Regions from separate parts of the Homo sapiens genome. Here region 1 is linked to region 2. A link is an interaction called in ENCODE POLR2A ChIA-PET data of the cell type or tissue named here. Cell type or tissue: GM12878. All regions are shown on one strand.

Region 1 (4,000 bases), 150 kb before region 2:
GAGCCCAACAATATGTACATAAATAACTGGAAAATCTGGAAGCATATGGTCTTTTTTCTATTCTTGAGAAAGTGGAGTAAAGCAGGTCAATCAATTATAACAAGGGTCAATAAACTTTTTCTTTTAAGGACTGGATAGTAAATATTTTGAGCTTGCTGGTCACATGGTTTCTATCACAACTACTCAACTGTGCTGCTCTGGTATGAAAGCAGCCAGAGAAAATATGCAAACAAGTGAGTGTTCAAAACATTTTATTTATAGACTCTGAAACATGAATTTCATAAAATTTTCATGTCACAAAATATTTTTCATTTGATTTTGTCCAAACAATTTAAACATCTAAAAACCACCCATAGCTCAAAAAACATACAAAAATAAGGAATTGACCAGCTTTGGCCTGTAGGTCATAGTTTGCCCAACCCCTGAGTTCCCCCTAGGAGGTCTCAAAGGGCAAGGGGCTGGAACTAGGGACTGGCCATGTAAGACTCTATTTTTGACCACATTTCCACGTGGCTAGCTTAAGCTTCTTAGCAGTGCAGTGGCATTGGGGGCAGTTGAGCTTCTTTCATGTTGGCTCAGGGCTCCAGGAGGAAGGAAGCAAAAACTGACAGTCCTTTTAAAAGTTGGGCCTAGGACTGAAAGTGCATCACTTCCACCCTGTTCTATGGGCTGAAGCAGACACAGGCAAGCCCAGATTCAAGAGGCCTGCACAAGGGTCTCCTCTTGATTGGAGCAGTGTCAAAGAACTTGCTGCGAATTTTATTTTAATTTAATAAGTTGTTAGACAATACATTCTTTTTAATTTTAATTTTAATTTTTACTTTATTTATTTATTTATTTGAGATGGGAGTCTTGCTCTTGTCACCTAGGCTGGAGTGCAATGGTGCAATCTCAGCTCACTGCAACCTCTGCCTCCAGGTTCAAGTGATTCTCCTGCCTCAGCCTCCCGAGTAGCTGGGATTAAAGGTGCCCACCATCACCTTTGGCTAATTGTTTTTGTATATTTTTAGTAGAGACAGGGTTTCACCATGGTGGCCAGGCTGGTTTCCAACTCCTGACCTCAGGTGATCTGCCCGCTTCAGCCTCCCAAAGTGTTGGGATTACAGGCGTGAGCCACTGCACCCAGCCAATAATATATTATTCTCTCATTCAAGAAATCTAAAGGTAGATAAGTCCTGAATTGGTTAATTCAGAAGCATAAGGATTCAGGCTCTAAGTCACTTAGTGCTGTCATCACTACTGGGGTCATGAGGTCAAGGGCCAAGAAGTTTGCAGTAGCTGCAAGCATCACTGCCTTACCAGAGGCTCTGAAACTTCAATGTGTATCAGAATAACCTAGAAGACTTGTTAAAACGCAGTAGTTGGTTCCACCTGCAGAGCTCATGACTGAGTAGGTCTGGTGGGGGGTGAGGGTTAACTGAGGATTTAGTTTTTTCCAGTTATCGCGGCTAAGATTTATCACAGGAAGAGGATGTAAAGCAAAAAAGGAAAAGGCACATGGAGCAAAGCCTAGAGAAAACCAGGCATAAGCTTCCAAGAGTTCTTTCCCAGTGGCGTCACACAGGATGCATTTAATTTCTCCAGCAATCAGCTGTGACAACACATGTAAAATGTTATCTACTAGGGAAGCTCATTAGAGACTCAGTGACCAAGATTTTCACTAGGGGCTAGTCACATAGGCATCCTCTGCCTAGCATATACCAAAATGTCAGACTCCCAGAAGGAAAGTAGGTGTTCAGCATAAATGGCATTGTTTGTACATTTTAGGCACAGTGGGTCGCTCTGATTAGAGGGTGAAATCTAGATACCAAACAGTGCTAACTTCTCAAGTAGGGCCTTCTAAGGAAATTAGTCTCAGGCCTGCTATGTTAACTTTTGAGAATTTGCATTTTTAGCAAGTACCCAAGTGGTTCTCAAAGTGGGGACCACGCTTTGAGAAGGATTGGTTTAACATAAACTGCCAAGCAGGAAGCAGGCAAGTGTGGGACAGGGGATTTTTCACTGTGGGCTTTCACTTTTTATAGGGGAGGGAAATCCTTCTTGAAATCCCCTAGTTTTCTCTTTATGTTTCTCTTTATGTTTCTTTGTCTAGAACACGTTCACATGCCCGCCTGAAAGCTGACGATTGGCTTAAACAATAACAATTCATCTCCTGAAGCTGGACTAATGCCAGTCCAACCAAAGTTAGGTTTATGTCACAGCATCCATAGATAGGGCTTCTATTTCCAGAGCTTGGCCAAGTAAGTCCTCTCTCTTCCACCGCACAACCTGTGAGGTAAACAAAAGCAGGGATCTTTCTGTTGAGAGCCCTTTCCAGTGTCAGTTGGTGATCTTTTGAGATGTGGCAAAAGCATTCTTCCCCTAATTCATTGCTCCATGGAGTCAGCCAACCTTGCTCTACTACTTAGGGTGGAAGGTGAGATCATATATGAACCGTATGAGCAATTTGATCAGCCTTTGCTTAATACTTTGTCTAATAGGATCTGATTTAATGATAGAGCTCTTTAGGCTTTATCATTCTCCAAAAAGCTTTCTGTGAACACATAGGTGCGTTTAAGTATTTGATCTCTCCAAATACTAAAACTGGGATGAGTCCAGTTCAAGAACCTTAGATTCCAAATTAAGAGAGTAATCAAAAATAATTAATCAAGAATTATCTCATCTTGTTATTTATCTTTCTTCAACAGGTTTCAAGTGCTTCACTAACATTTTTATTAATACTTTTCAAATCCTAACTCAGTTGAATTACAATGGGACAAGTATGACCAGATAATTTCCTCAAGGCCACAAAAGAAGCAAGAGTCATTAGGTTTTAGGATGTCTATCCAAGAAATATTCTATAGTGAATAAACTATGTATATCATTACTCAAAAAATTTGAAGATCATTTCCCTAGAAAATAGCCATTCCATAAAATAAGAATCAGTATAGACTGAACTTCCTAGAAACAGTATAAAATCCTAAAAAGGCTGATTCTACTAAATTATCCTGGCTGCCCTTCCAGTCTCATTCTGTTGGTCTTCTTGAACTTGAAGACAAACACTCTCCATTATTTCTAGTAAACTGGAGTTGGGAAGATAAATGTTTTTTAATGTAAAAGATTATTCCATAACTTTCCTCAAAGACAAAGAGACCTCAAAGATAAACCAGAAGAAAGATAATAACTACTCATATTTTGAAAAATTAGTTCCTGCTGTCCTTTATTATAATAAAACAGGCACAAATTAACCCCAACACTTCTGAAAAAGGGAAAGATTATATAGTCGCAGATTCAGATAAAGGTTTAGAAAACTGGGAAGATGCTTTGATTACTAAAAATGTATCTCTTTTTAAAAAAAGGATCTGATTAATTCCTTTAAAACTCTCTAGTTTAGAACAATATGCCACAATGACAAATTTAAGAGCTGTCAGCAAGAATAAGTTTACATCCTAAGTCTGCCTTTCTTCCACCTGAACTTCCAAATATACAACTGAAGGGTAGATTGGTGTTTGCTATTTGTTCTTGCAATGAAGTATTCTGCTAAGTCAAACCACAGGGAAGAAACATGGACTTCAGTTCCTAGGAGGGATTCTTTTAGTACACAGAAACTTTCCTCCAAAGATAGAAATTTGTATCTGCTGAGAAAAACCTACATCAATACCCCAGATTCCTAAAGCTATTATTTTTTTTTTCAGCAAAAGCTGAGATCTTTCTGATGTCATGTCAACACAAAGACTCAAATTTGAAATTAAAGTAAACTGGGAGCCTGAGTTCTGGCTGTGACCTAAACAGACTGACAAAGTTAGCATAGCATACTTACAGGTGCAGTCCCCAAGCTTATTCATTGCAGACATTACTAATCAAGCAAAGAACTCTTTCTGGCTGCCCATAGGACAACCTCACAACCTTTCCCAGCACAAGGCTCTAGACATACTCTCTCCAATTTGGTGGCCACAAGCCACATGTGGTTATTGAACACTTGAAATGTGGCTAATCTAAGTAGAGCTGTGAAATATACTGG
Region 2 (4,000 bases):
CTGAGCTGGTGGGTTTTATGAGCAAGGGGGAAGGGAACTCAAAGTTTCATATTCCTCCACCCAGGAAGACAACCATTGGCTGATGGTCCCCAACCTTAAAAATTCTAATCTAGAGATTTACTCCTTCCCCCTCTGTTTTCAACTGCTCTGGGGATAAAGAAATCATCAATTCTTAGTGCTGTCATCAAATGGGGTCAGCCTAAGGTAAGACAATAAAAAGAGGGCACATAACCTGGAAACCCAGTTAAAATATGAAAGTTCCATCCACTCCCATGATTCACTGTTTACCCAGAAAATTCTTGCAACTTCTGTTTAAATTTATATTTTCAATATTTATTAAATTCAGCCATCACACCTTTCTCCAGCAATTTAACTGGTATGACTTCCTCTCTGGTTAATGGAATCAAGCAAAAAAGCAAAGAGAAGATAAATACAAATCAAAGTTCCTTCCAATGTGGGTTTTGTCAGCATGGTCCAAAGAGAAGCCAGCCTTGTGGGTTAATACAATACTATAGGCAAGGTGCCAAGTGTTTCTGTACGTAATTCACCTTTAATTCTTACCACAACTCCGTAAGATGAGTATTATTATGAGGAAATTAAAGCTCAAAAAGAATGAGTAGCTTGCCCAAGGCCATACAACAAGTAAACAGCAATGTTTTTAAGATTCAAACCCAAGCCTTTCTGACTGCGAAGTCTAATCCTCCTGTTTGTTGTGCTACATCATGGTTGGTGGCATTTATCTGTACTTTGGGATGCAGTAAGACCATAGGAGAGGAGAGCATATCATCCTCCCTGCCTAATAAGCTCTGTCTATAGAAAGAAGCACAAAAAATATGGGCATAATATCAAGGTTCAAAGTTATTTCTTTGGCTTCACACCATGACCTTTTATAAAACTCAGTTCTAATTAGCAGGATTTCCCATGACTACAGAATGTTTCTTTCTTTTAAATTCATGTATGTTGCCCAGAGACCCCTAATGTTGCTGGAACTTCATTTTGATATCCTGATGGTCCTGTCACCACTTTTGGATGCTCCCAAGGACTGAACTTTCATGTGACTAGAGGTGCCACTTTCTTTTGCATGTTCAACAGTGTCACTGATGATAGCTCAATTTTCAGAAAGTATAAATCACGGTGGAAAAATCTCTCTCTCCTTACCTGATTGTATGAGTCGCCCCTTCATTGGAGCATGAAGCACATGTGAGGGCTGGTCATGAAGAGCAGGAGGACAAACAGTGGCCACAACTGCAAAGGCCACAAACACAGAGCACAGAAAAAAAGGGTGTTGACAGGGCACTTGGTACAGAGAAGGCAACCAGGCACAAATGCTGGATGGACCAGAATAGACTCTCATTGAACTATGAAGGGTCAGGTAAAACACAAGGGAGCTGTATGTCAAAATACAGCCTCATGAGGTTAAAAGGTCAGTATTGAGATTAATAGGGCAAACAAAACGAATACAGAATAGTAAAGACCAACAACAATAAATATATTAACCCACAAGAAAAAAACAAAGAAAAGAGGTCTACCCTAATGCTGTAACATCAAAACCAAAGCAAAAGAAACAAAGGATTCTGGAGAGGAACAGAAAGGTAAAGCATAATTGGACACCTTTGTGAGTTCTCCAGAACACCCTTTGGGGCTCCTTCCCCTCTGTTGGAGAGCTGATGGCAACACTCAGTTTAGCTTCTGTCTGGCAGGTTCACTCCACAGCCTCTTGCCGCTGCAATCTCCTCACCCAGTGGCCAGCCCTTGTAGGTGACAACTGGCAAAATATTCAGTCAAGGATATTTTGCGCAGTGTCTACTTGATCCACGTGAATTTGACCCACCAAATAGTGGAGAGGGCTCCCAGCTCCTCCCTGAAGCCCCCATGCTTCTCCATTCTGCCATCATTCTCAGGTCTTCAGGTTCTCTTTACCTGCTGCTCAGCTAGGCACAGAGACACATCATATCTGCTACCCAACTGAGGAATGGGGTGCCAATGATACTTGGTGCTTCCCCCATCCCCTGGTTTTGAAGGGGCAGGGAAGGACTTTCTACTACACTGATGACTCATGGCCCCTGTCATTTCCTTCTTCCCCTTTACATTCTGGTTGCATAGTGAAACTCCTGGGTATGTCTGGACGTAGCAGAGTCCGTTAGACTATTCTTTAATAAACCAATTGCTAGGGGCTGTCTTTAGAATGTCGTGTACTTGATGCCTCCTTATTCTCAATTTTTATCCTTTCATGACCATCTGAGGGCAAACACAAGTCCCAGTGAACATCTATTACACACGCAATTACTTTGCACTATAAAAGAAGCTTAACAAAAACATGAATGCATTTTTTGCAAAATGTAAACAGGAATACATATTGCAGTAAATTGCTAAGCCTGCTAAAGAGAGACTAAAAATAAATTTTTAAAACTTATTAAAGAGAAATTAAGGAACATGGAGAGCAGAATAAGAAAGTACAAATGCACCTGATAAGAGCACTGAGAGGAAAAGGTGGGAGGGTAAAGGAGGTAGAGTGGAGGAGAGGAAATATAGGGGGAAAATGGCTAAGAACTTTTCCAGAATTGATTAAAGATGAGACTCTTCAGATTAAGGTATCACAATAAATCCCAAACAAGGTAAATGAAAATATATCCATTCCAGGCACACCTTAATGAAACTATAGTAAACCTGAAACTAAAAAAATATCTTAAAGCAATCAATCAGAAAGAAAAAAGAGGTTACCTATAAAGGAATAGATATATTTTAACAGCAAACTACTCAATAGCAACAATAGAGGCTAATGAAATACTGTCTTCAATGTGCTGGGAGAAAAATCATCATTAATTTGGAACTTTTTGCCCAAACTATCATTTAAAGTAAAGACAAAAAAATGTATTTTCAAATAAAGAAGAAAATGAAAGAATTTATCCTTCCTAGATCCTCACTAAAGAATTTTTAAGTGATATTTATAAATAAAAATATAGTGGCAAAAATAAAAGATACATGTTCAAAACCATGCTAACAAAATAAATTAAAAGATGTATGTACAAAGCTTTTAGTCGCAACATTATGCGGAATGGGGAAAGACTAGAAATAGCCCAAATCCCATCAGTGGAAAATTTATTGAGTAAGCTATGGTACATCCATGCAATGGAGTACTATGCAGCCATAAAAAGGAATGGGGAATGTTTTAATATACTATATACTAATATACTATGGAGACCCTCTCAAGATATATTGTTAATTGAAAAAAGATGGGAGTAAGTATTTATAATGGCTACTATTTACACCATTTATTATGGCTACCATTTATATAAGTGAAGGGATACAAATATACATGTTTGCTGATATTAAAATGCAAAGAAGGATAAATCATAACTTTTTTTTTGAGACGGAGTCTTGCTTTGTCACCCAGGCTGGAGTACAATGGTGCAATCTCGGCTCACCGCAACCTCCATCTCCCAGGTTCAAGAATTCAATTCTCCTGCCTCAGGCTCCCAAGTAGCTGGGATTACAGGCATGCACCACCATGCCTGGCTAATTTTGCATTTTTAGTAGAGACAGTGTTTCTCCATGTTGGTCAGGCTGGTCTCAAACTCTCGACCTCAGGTAATCCACCCACCTCGGCCTCCCAAAGTGCTGGGATTACAGGCGTGAGCCACCACAGCCAGCCAATCATAACTTTCTTAATGGTTAGCTATATAAGAGGGGAGAGAATTGGGTGGTGGACAAGGATTGAAGCTGAACTCCCTTGAATATAACTTGTTTTGCAAATTTAGCGTTGAAACCATGCAAATATTTTACCTAACTATAAGATAAAATTAAGGAAATAAAGAAATTCGAAGTATTTGGCATAATGACTAAGAAAAGTTATTCCAAATAATATGAAAATACAGTAATTTGACTGTATATCCCTTCAGGGATAAAGCCTAAGAACAGAAAAAAAAAACTCTGGAAAAAACTTACATAGGTTTTAAGAAGCATATTATTGGTAATAATGCTAATATTATTAATATGAGAC

What was found. Peaks named below come from ENCODE experiments on the same cell type or tissue, not always from the same donor. Only the 100,000 strongest peaks of a DNase experiment are listed, where the experiment ranks them.
Region 1: POLR2A ChIA-PET joins it to region 2 with 5 read pairs; 1 of 35 experiments calls an interaction of 5 or more read pairs at or near these places.

The regions. Positions count from the first base shown.
Region 1 is chr3:137,469,310-137,473,309 of GRCh38, reverse strand. No RefSeq gene overlaps it. Among named protein-coding and RNA genes, the nearest start is that of SOX14, 290 kb to the left of the region's middle. RefSeq lists an enhancer at 2,266-2,325. In GM12878, no CTCF peak of the experiment used is centred here; a DNase peak (open chromatin) is centred at 1,999; H3K27ac peaks cover 1,713 bases.
Region 2 is chr3:137,323,426-137,327,425 of GRCh38, reverse strand. No RefSeq gene overlaps it. Among named protein-coding and RNA genes, the nearest start is that of IL20RB-AS1, 340 kb to the right of the region's middle. In GM12878, no CTCF peak of the experiment used is centred here; a DNase peak (open chromatin) is centred at 2,025; H3K4me3 peaks cover 356 bases; H3K27ac peaks cover 642 bases.